2 separate regions of the Homo sapiens genome follow, and region 2 is linked to region 1. A link is a loop called in an ENCODE intact Hi-C map of the cell type or tissue named here. Cell type or tissue: mammary epithelial cell. All regions are shown on one strand. Links, peaks and the distances in the headings refer to the core of each region. The heading gives the core; the rest is flanking DNA. Region 1 overlaps TMEM181 (transmembrane protein 181). Region 2 has its middle 41 kb from the start of TMEM181.

Region 1 (5,374 bases), core at 214-5,213:
CCTGGGCTCAAGCAATCCACCCACCTCAGCCTCCCAAGCAGTTGGGACCACAGGCACGCACCACCATGCCCAGCTAAATTTTATTTTTTGTAGAGTCTTGCTATGTTACCCAGGCTGGTGTTAAACTCCTGGCTTCAAGCAGTCCTCCTGCCCCAGCCTCTCAAAGTGCTGGGATGACAGGCACAACCCTGCACCTGGCCTCCAGCTTTACATTTTAAAGGGAAAAGTTCCTAAGTAAAAATGGAACTACCCACCATTGTAAAGTAGCAGCAGAGGCAGGAGAACAGACATCCACTTCTGCTCGATGCCCCAGTCTCTCATGGAAAATTTCCGGAGGGAATGCGCAAACAGGCACTGCAAACCAAATCAGGCCTCCAGTTACTGCCTTTGCTCACACCTTGCCTGCAGCCTTTGCTCACACCTTGCCGGCATACCAGGTTGTCTTCTCTAATCAATGGTCTAGGTGCCCCACTAAGAGTCGCTGCCTTAAGCCCTGGCTGAATTGCCTACTGTGTCCTGGAGGCCATCAGTGACAACCAAGACAAGGTTGTTACTTTCTGCAGAGAAGCCACAGCTAAGACAGGTTCCGAGCTGTCCTCACAGGAGCAGGAAAGGAGAAGGAACGTAATCCCTGCAAAAGGAAAGAGGACCCACCCTCTCACCACCACGGCGAGGAAAACAAGGCCCACTTCCACTGGGCCTGCTCCAGAGAGCCAGCACTCAGACGAACCCACCCAGGACACAGGCCACATCTGTGGGTGTGACAGGAGCCTCATGTTCCCGGCAGCGCAACTGCTACAGATGGCAGCAGCTTCCAAGATGGTGCCAGGGCTTGCCCATGAAAAGCCAAGAGAATGTAGGAGTCTTGTAACAAAGGTCAGAGGATGCGTTTCTTTTCAAACACCTCCCTGAAGAAGGTGTGTTAGGCCCATGGAATAAGTTTCTTTAAACTGCTTTAAAACATTATATAACATAATTTTTAGGCCAGGGTTTTGTTGTTGATTGTTTTCGTATAATCTGATATAAGCCAACAGTTTTCTAGGCAATGTGGGTTTCCTTGCCTAGGGACCATCTTCCCTCTTTTTAAGAACATACTTGGGGCCCTGAGTAATAAATAGCTCTTTGGACTCCAGAGTGTGGCAGGAGAATCTCAGGGCATCAGAGAGCCTTTGAGAAGAAGCAAGTGTTTCTGGCTGCCCAGACACAAATAACAGCTTTCTACTTTCATTTATGAAGCTCACTGCGGGAGCCCTGAGATCCTGGAGGCCCTGGGCTGGGCGTAAGCACCACAACCTGCAGCTCCCTGTGGCTCTAGCGCCCACGCCCTTCCCTCCAGCTCCCTGTGGCTCTAGCGCCCACGCCCTTCCCTCCAGCTCCCTGTGGCTCTAGCGCCCACGCCCCTCCCTCCAGCTCCCTGTGGCTCTAGCGCCCACGCCCTTCCCTCCAGCTCCCTGTGGCTCTAGCGCCCACGCCCTTCGCTCCAGCAGAGCACCCCCTCACATGTGCACGCGCCTGTGTCCTTCCATGCACAGTTACTCTGAAAAATACCAAGTGTTCCTGGGTGGACACATTTCCTAAATGTCACCTCCCCACCATCCCGCACAAGGACAAGCAGCTGATGCAGGCAGAACGCCACACTTCGGGCGGCAACAGATCACTAAATGAAGCACACTTTCCCTTCCTCCAATTTACCAATTCTTATCTTTGCAGACTGGGGCTCTGGGGGGGCTCCCTTGGGCTTCTCAGGGTAAGCATTTCCCCCAAAGTCATGTGGGTTTGTGGACACAAACCTCAGATCCCAAACGAGCCCAATGCCTGCATTTCCAAAACACTTCTCTTTGGCCTTATTCCTGAAAATGCCCAAAAACGCAAAGGACTGGCACAACTATAAAAATATAAAATATAAAAACCCAAGAGCATGCTGCATCTGCACTCAGAGAAGCTCATTCAAGTAAGGCAGCTTCCTTCCACACAGGTGAAATGGCACTTTTCACCGCACATGATCAACATTTACTTAAAAGTCACGGACGTGCACTCTACAGAAATCCTGAATACATGATACCACATCATTTTTTCTTGCACGGCAGCATCTCGGCAGACACACAGAGTTGTAATATCAGCACAGCCCACTGGATGGAGCATCTGAGTTCAGATCAATCTCCATGTGGCTTGCACCGAAGATCCTAACTGCATAAACCAGCTTCTTCCTGGCTGGGATCTGCTGCGGTCCATCAGGCGAATGGTACTCACAGTGACGATGAAGGTGAGCACCACAAAGAAAAACCGGAACCAGATTTCCAACCGGGAGAAGGCAGGGTTATAAGTCTTCCACTAAAATAGAAAGTGGAGAAAACAATTTGAAAAAAATATATATGCATCTAAGAGAAAATACACCAGATTACTAATAGTTATCTCTAGATGAGACAATATATACACATACACACACACACACACACACACACACACTTTTTTTTTTTTTTTTTGGATATGGAGTCTCGCTCTATCGCCCAGGCCGGAGTGAAGTGGCGCAATCTTCGCTCACTGCAACCTCCGCCTCCCAGGTTCAATCACTTCTCCTACCTCAGCCTCCTGAGTAGCTGGGATTACAGGTGCCTGCCACCATGCAGGTTAAAATTTTGGAACATCCTACATGTTCCAAAATTTTAACATTTAGTACAGTTTACTTTTTTATCAAAGGACACAGACATAAAAAAATCTTAATTACCAAGAGCGAAAAATAATTTCAAATGTTGTTACATGGATAAATCCGACAAATTATTTTATAATCATAAAAGCATTCGGATCTTATATCTCACATCAAAAATCAAGCTTGTCAATCTCTTTATTAGAAATAGTCATACTTTCCATCAAAAGAAAGTTTTAAAAGATGTAAAAGTGCAACTAGAATGTTGTTACAAAGTTTAAGTAAAACCTTTAAGTATGAATGTGAAAGCAGAAGAGTGAGCTGCAGTTGAAGGAGTCCGTTCTCATGCTGACTGGACAGTCCCACGTGTGCCAAGTGTGCACTGATGGAGCCGAGGACAGGGGCACTGCTGCTGACAGCAGAGCAGAGGCTAGCCACCACCAACCTAAGCACGAGCCAGGTCCATAACCAGACCCCAGAACACTGTGCTCACAGGGCCAGAGAGCCCCATCATTCTGATGCATTGAATTAAAGTCATCTGAGCAATTTAAAAAATCCACTTCAGTACAAATAGAGTTACAGATTTACCTAAAACATCACGCACACACACACACACACGCATGCACGCATGCACAAGGATGATTTAAGACACTGGACCTGAGGAAGCAATGAAGGGTAGTAACCTCTGACTGATGGGAAACAACAAGGGGTGCCCCTGGTGGCCCCACATCATGGAGGGGAACCCAGGCAGAGCCACGGCTGGGAGTCCAGGGAGACAGGGCTGGCCCGAATCCACAGGACAGAGTGCTGGAAAGGAGAGCTGTACAGAGAGAGAACGAACCTCCCAAAAAGCCAGTGCCTGGCACCCACAAGACAGAGAAGAAACTCACCATCAAAGGGCATTGGGTAGCATATGCTGAATGCTTTTGCCTCAGCGTTAGGAAAAAATAAGCCTCAAGACTTCATGCTGCTTTGGCCCCACCTAGCAATGTTGAAAAGCAAGGCCAGAAAAGATCAAACCATTTCCAAGGAAATTAACAACGTCCCAGAACAAAGCTCAGGGATATTTATAAGATATAAAACCTAGCAATCAATAATGTCTGGCATTGAACCAAAAGTACCAGACACACCAAAAAGCAGGAAAATACAAACCATATGAGGAAAAAAACAACGAATCAAAACTGGCCCAGAAATCACAGATGACAAAATTAGCAGATAAGGAAATAAAGCAGCTAGATGAAAGATTTTTGTGTTAAATAAAGACTTGGAAGATGATCAACAGATTAGACACGACAGAGATTGGTAAATGTGAAGGCACAGCAATAGAAGCTATCTAAAATAAAACTAAAAAAAAAAAAAAAAAAACCTGAAAAAAAATCAACATAGCATCGGGAAGCTTTGGACAACTTCAAGTGGCCTAATACAGGGGTCCCCAGGCCACAGACCAATACTGGCCACGTGGCCTGTCAGCAACCGGGCCATACAGCAGCAGATGAGCAGTGGGCCAGCGAGCATTACCGCCTGAGCTCTTCAGGTCGGCCAGGGCATTAGATTCTCACAGAAGCACGAACCTGCTGTCAACTGTGCAGGCGAGGGATCTAGGCTGCACGCTCCTTACGAGAATCTAATGATAAATGAAATGCCCTTGAGTCGTCCCCAAATCATCCCCAACCAACCCTGGTCCATGGAAAAATTGTCTTCCACAAAACCAGTCCCCGATGCCAAAAAGGCTGGGGACCACTGGCCTACTGGCCTAATTTGGGGTTCCTGAATTTGGGAGGTCAGGGGACCAGAAGGACAAAAAAAGTATTTGAAGAGATAATGGCCAAAATGTTTCCGATTTGATGAAAACTATCAACTCACAAATCCAAGAAGCTCAATGGCCAAGCACAAGAAACGAGGAAAAGTACAAGAAGCACCGTGAGAGAAAAATCTTAAAAGGGGGTGGGGAGAGGGAAGAACATTATTACATTAGACGAAGATAAGGACAAAGATAAGGTGGACATCAGATTTCTTGTCAGAAAAATGCAAGCCGGAAGACAGTGACCAACATTTTCAAAGTATGTAAATTAGGCCAGGTGCAGTGGCTCACACCTGTAATCCCAACACTTTGGGAGGCTGAGGTGGGAGGCTAGTTTGAGGCCAGGAGTTTGAGGTGAGCCTGGTCAACAGAGCAAGATCCTGTCTCTACAAAAATAAAAAATAAAAAAATTAGCCAGCATGGTGGCGTGCGCCTGTATTCACAGCTACTCAGGAGGCCAGGGTCAGTGAGCCATGATCATCTCACTGCACTCTAGCCTAGGCGACAGAGCAAGGTCCCATCTCAAAAAAAAAAAAGTACATAAATTAAAACTGCAATGTAAAACCATTAAATACCATTATACACCGATTAGAACAGCCAAAATTCAAAAGACTGACCGTACCGAGCATTGACGGGATATGAAGTAACTGAAACCCTCACACGCTACTGGTGTAACATAAAGTAACACAACCACTCTGCAGAACAGTTTGTGAGTTTCTTAACCACATGGCCCAACCATTCCATTTCTAGCATTTATCCAAGAGAAATGAAAGCATATGTCCACACAAAGCTTTATACACAGATGTTCATCGCTGCTTTCTTTGTGACAGCCCCAAACTGGAAGTAATTCAAATGTCCATCAACAGGTGAATGAATAAACAATTTCTGTTACATTTATACTAGAATATCACTATGGACACACTCATCAT
Region 2 (5,374 bases), core at 130-5,129, 86 kb after region 1:
ACTCACAGGCAAGCAATCCTCCCACCTCAGCCTCCTAAGTAGCTAGGACTACAGGTGCATGACACCATGCCAGGCTAATTTTCATATTTTTTTGTAGAGATGGGGTTTCGCCATGATGCCCAGGCTGGTCTTGAACTCCTGGGCTCAAGTGATAGGTCCACCTTGGCCTCCCAAAGTGGTGGGCTGACAGGTGTGAGCTGCTGTACCCGGCCTATGCCAGGCATTTCTTTCTTTCTTTCTTTCTTTTGAGACGGAGTCTTGCTCTGTCACCCAGGCTGGAGTGCAGTGGCGCAATCTCTGTTCACTGCAACCTCCGCCTTCTGAGTTCAAGTGATTATCCTGCCTCAGCCTCCTGAGTAGCTGGGATTACAGGCGTGTGCCATCACTCTCGGCTAATTTTTATATTTTTAGTAGAAATGGGGTTTCACCATGTTGGCCAGGCTGTCAGGGTCTTACTCTGTCACCCATGCTGGAGTGCAGTGGTGTGATCACTTCAGTGAGATGGCCTGTATTTCCTTTGTGATTGGTCCTTGTCTTGTTTGGGTGTCAGTGTCATATTGATATGTTATTTTGAATATTATAACACTTTGCCCTTATAGTGAGGGAGAAGTGTTTCCTCTTTTTAATTTTCTGAAAGTGTTTGTATAAGAGTAGAGGAACAAGTTCCTTGAAAGTTGATGGTACTAATAAGTAAAACCATTTGGCTTGAAATTTTCTTTGCAGGAAGATTTTCTACTGATGACTACATTTCCAAGTTTTCAAATCTACAGCATACAATTGTGCATAGTCTTCTTATTTTCTTTCTCTTAAAAAGATCTCTCTCTGAAGTTAGATTCCACTTCTATTCCTCATATCATACTTTTGTGCTTTCTTTTTTTCTTCCTACATCATGCCAGATATTTGTCAAATCAATCTTTTCCAAGAACTAACTTTGACATCATGGACCCTCTTGAATGTATTTTCGTTTTTTATGTTCATTAAATTTGATCTGGCCAGTTGTGCTGGCTCATGCCCATAATCCCAGCACTTTGGGAGGCTAAGGTGGGTGGATTGCTTGAGCTCAGGAGTTCAAGACCAGCCTGGGCAACATAAGAGACCCTGTCTCTACAGAAAAATACAAAAATTAGCTGGGCATGGTGGTGCATACCTATAGTACCAGCTATTTGGGAGGCTAAGGTGGGAGGATCTCTTGAGCCCAGGAGGTTGGTCAAGGCTGCAGTAAGCTGTGATCACACCACTGCACTCCAGCATGGGTGACAGAGTGAGACCCTGTCTCAAAAACAAAACAAAACAAAACAAAAAACACAGGTTTTTTAATCTTAAAAATCAGCCTAGTTGCTGAATGGAGAGTGGCCTGGGGGAAGAGGGAGCTAGAAGTCCGCAGGAGGCTGCTGAAGAGGCAGAAGTGAGAGTGAGTGCTGGCCCAGGTCAGGCAGCAGAGGGAGAGGAGGAGCTCTTGCAGGAGAAGTGGCTGGGACTTGGTAGTGGCTACTGTGGAACAGGAGGAAGGAGAGCGAGGGGTCCAGGGCAGCTCCCTGTCATCTGGAACAGCTGCGCACCCTTCCGCAGGGGCCCCAGAACACCACACACTGGGTGGAGAGGATGAGTTGGTCTGGGAGACAGGGACTCAGCAGTCTTGGAGGTAGAGAACCAGCTGGGACCATACCCTCTGCAGGGCAGGGCTGTTGTCCACTCTGCGTAGCTACCCATCTCCTCCAGGCATCGCAGTGATTGGCATGCATTAGACACTCCATAAATATTTGCTGATTAATGAAAGAACCACCAAAAAAAATCTGTGTCCTGAAATCTCTAGCTGAGTGCCTCAGCCTGCCTAGACTCAGCAATGCTGTGTAGCCCTCCAATCAGAGTCTGGGCTTATGCTGCCCCCCAGCACACACCACACACAGCCGGGAGGTGCTGCAGGCGGCTCTCCCTGCCTCGTGACAGCTGAGGGTGACATTTCCAGGAATCTTGAGAGCCAATTTTTAAATACAGTCATTATATAAAATTAAATTGCTACTTAAGGCACATCTCTTTCCAACTCCTCCTTCAGTGAGTCTGGTGGGAATATTTATACCATGGAAATCAGCAAAAGCCACAAATCAGGGTTGATTTCATTTCATTGTTTTAGTCTAGGCTCTAGACTTAAGAATGTGATGAAGGCAGTGTTCATAATGCAATTTAAATTAAAAATGTGTCATATCTGCACCATCACATTGTAAACAGCACAAAAGAATCGAGATCTGATCTTCAAAAACTATTATCCCATTTAGCAAAGAAATGGCTTATGTCATTAATGTATGAGTAAAGTTCTAACATATGTTTATGGTGTTTCACTGAAGACACATTTTCGTTGTTTCACTTTTGTCTTGCTCAAAAATGTAAATGAAAATAACCAACATTCATGTTGAGGCTACATTTGTTTACCAATTACAATCTTAGGTTGGCTGCAAGACAAACATTTGGCAAAAATCAACAAAAGCATTAGCTATTAAGTCTGGCTATATGGAGTTATAAGAAAAATATTGTGTATTTTGTTATTGTAATTGTGTACTACACATCCTATATAGCAATACAATTTATAATGCTCATGTAAGGTATATTTATTCATTCCAAGTTTGTGTGTTTCTGGAGAGCTGGTTGTTAGCTATTTACCAACACACCACTCCACTTGTTTGCCAATTTATAACCTTCAGCTGAAAGTATTGTTCTCCTGAAGAGGGCACCAGAGGGGACGGAGCCCAAACAACAGAGAGCACTGCACGGGGAATTGGGGAGATGCTGTTTACCCAGCAGCAAGGACCTGGCAGGCTGGATAGTTTCAGTGTGAACACGAAGAAGGCTGAGTGCTGATCAGGGTGCCGTTTACATTTTATACTCACCACCTTCTATTGCGAGGCTCACTGGCACTGGTTTTGTTTATTTCCATAAACATACAATAAAATGATCCTCCAGATCATCTTCGGGAACCTGGACAAAGTCTGGACAAAATGAACCCATCTTCGGAGTATCATCTCCCTCATGGGAAGGTGACTGCAAAGGAGAAAGGAAGTTAAAAGCAAAGGTCGGGGCAGGCGCAGCCGCGCAGCCTCACCCGGGCTCGTCTGTGACTCATTTCCCTGGAGGGGAGGCTTCTATCTGAGGTGCTGGCTTCTGCTCCCTGGGGAGCCGGCGCTTGTTCTCTGTGGTTCAGGATGCTTCAAGGAGCGATTCTCAAAGAGGGGCTGCGGCCTCATGGCTCTGAGATTTGCTCCTGACTCTTTTTCAACACACACTGCCTGGATGAGAGGAAAGTCACTTACGATTTTCTATCTGAGATTTCCCCATCTTTTAACTGGGACCAAACCTTTGCAGGGGAGGAAACATTTCTTTTCCTCATCCATCACTAGGGTCATGACCAGGGCCCCCATTAACAAGAGAAAACCATACAAATTTTATTTAATACAGCCATGCACCTCATAAAGATGCTTCAGTCAACAACAGACTGAATATGCAATGGTGATCCCGTATGACTATAACACTGGATTTTAGTTGTCCCTTTTCTATGTTTAGATACAAAAATACCTCCCATTGTGTTTCAGTTGCCTGCAGTGTTCAACACAGTGACATGCTGTGCGGGTTTGCAGTCCGGAAGCAATCAGCGGCCCCACAGAGACCAAGTGTGCCGCAGGTCATGCCTCTAGGTCTGTGTAAGTGCACTCTGTGAGGTTCCCACAGTGACAAAACAGCCTAGTGACACATTTCTCAGGACATCTCTCATTGTTAAGTGATGCAAGTTTTACATGACATGGGAACCTTCAGAAATGAGGACCCAAAGACACAGACACCTGTTTTTTTGTTTGTCTGTTTTGAGATGGAGTCTCACTCTGTTGCCCAGGCTGGAGTGCAGTGGGACGATCTCAGCTCACTGCAACCTCTGCCTCCCGGGTTCCAGCGATTCTCCTGCCTCAGCCTCCTGAGTAGCTGGGATTACAGCTAATTTTTGTATTTTTAGTAGAGATGGGGTTTCACCATGTTGGCCAGGCTGGTGTCAAACTCCTGACCTCAAGTGATCCGCCCACCTCGGCCTCCCAAAGTGCTGGGATTTCAGGCGTGAGCCACTGTGTCTGGCCGACACCTGTGTATTTTTACGCTGCTAAGTCTGATGAAGAAGTCGACAGGTGTGAGGGACAGTGGGACAAAGGGGTGTGATCCCTTGGGAATAAGCTGGGGGACTCCGCAGTGCCCGTTTGTGCAGGTTCTTCTCTGTACCCCTGTGTCTTCAGAGATGGAGACATTCCTCTCCTCTGGGGGCAGGGAGGGCACCTGTGGAACAAGGGTCTTGGGCCTGCTGCAGGGGCCAGGGGATGTGGGGAAGGTGAGAGTGAACTTCCTGCTTCTGCTGTTTTCTCAAATGCCAAGGTGCCACATTCTGGGGTGTGTGTCCTGAACCCCGTCACCTTCCCTGAGAAGGGCTTGTGGGGTCTTCCTGCTGTCAGAACAAGCTATACTGTGGTTTGCGAACCTGCTGTTACATGGAGTTGGCTCTGGGTGTCATCTTTACCTTTGCCTTATTTTTGGAGACTACAGATATCCAAATGGAAAGAAAGGAAAGCCATCCGTTCTTGCCATTTAGTTGAGAGAAAACCTTGGCTAATGAGATGATGTTCAGCTGTGTCTCTACAGGTACTGAGGATTTTTTAAAAAGTACCAGGCTCGGGCCGGGCGTGGTGGCTCACGCTTGTAATCCCAGCACTTTGGGAGGCCGAAGCGGGCGTACCATGAGGTCAGGAGTTCGAAATCAGCCTGACCAACATGGTGAAACCCCGTCTCTACTAAAAATACAAAAATTAGCCGAGAGTGGTGGCTTATGCCTGTTGTCCCAGCTACTCGGGAGGCTGAGGCAGGAGAATCACTTGAACCCGGGAGGCGGAGGTTGCAATGAGCCGAGATCGGGCCATTGCACTCCAGCCTGGCGACAGAGCAAGACTCCGTCTCCATTCAAAAGTCCCTCGGAGCGCTCGTGCTGCGTGGCGGCGGCCGGGATCGCGCTTACAGCGGGTGCGCGCAGGGCGGGTGCACGCTCAGGACAGGTGCGCGCGCAGGCTGAGGACCCTTGCACTTAGCCCGCAGCCGCGGGGCCTGCGCTCAGGTCGAGCGCGCTGGCTTCCTGGAGAGTTTCCTTTCGTGTTCCCTCCCCTGAGCGGCTGCCGCTGGCGCCTTTGGCCTGACCCAGGCCGGCCATGGCCTCAGCTTGGAAGAGCTATAGAAAGATCCAGAAGAGGTAAAAGGTGTTGCTGGAAAAGGCAACTAGGAAAACGGTGCGTGATGCCCTTCCAGCTGAAAAATCCAAGACTGAGACAGAAATGAACAGGATGCGGCAGAAATCACAGAG

The links. A loop is a pair of places that touch in the nucleus more often than their neighbours do. Peaks named below come from ENCODE experiments on the same cell type or tissue, not always from the same donor. Only the 100,000 strongest peaks of a DNase experiment are listed, where the experiment ranks them.
Region 2: it touches region 1 in a loop (6-fold over the local background); 7 of 110 quality-filtered maps call a loop at or near these places.

What each region holds. Positions count from the first base shown.
Region 1 is chr6:158,602,224-158,607,597 of GRCh38, reverse strand. TMEM181 (transmembrane protein 181) reads right to left here. Exons shown (of 17, transcript NM_001376852.1): 7 at 2,251-2,331; 8 at 255-354. Among named protein-coding and RNA genes, the nearest start is that of MIR7161, 4.8 kb to the left of the region's middle. In mammary epithelial cell, for the core only: a CTCF peak has its summit at 2,127; a DNase peak (open chromatin) is centred at 2,147.
Region 2 is chr6:158,516,078-158,521,451 of GRCh38, reverse strand. It overlaps the pseudogene CACYBPP3. Among named protein-coding and RNA genes, the nearest start is that of TMEM181, 41 kb to the left of the region's middle. In mammary epithelial cell, for the core only: a CTCF peak has its summit at 2,719 (motif pointing right); DNase peaks (open chromatin) are centred at 2,781 and 3,081; H3K4me3 peaks cover 397 bases; H3K27ac peaks cover 506 bases.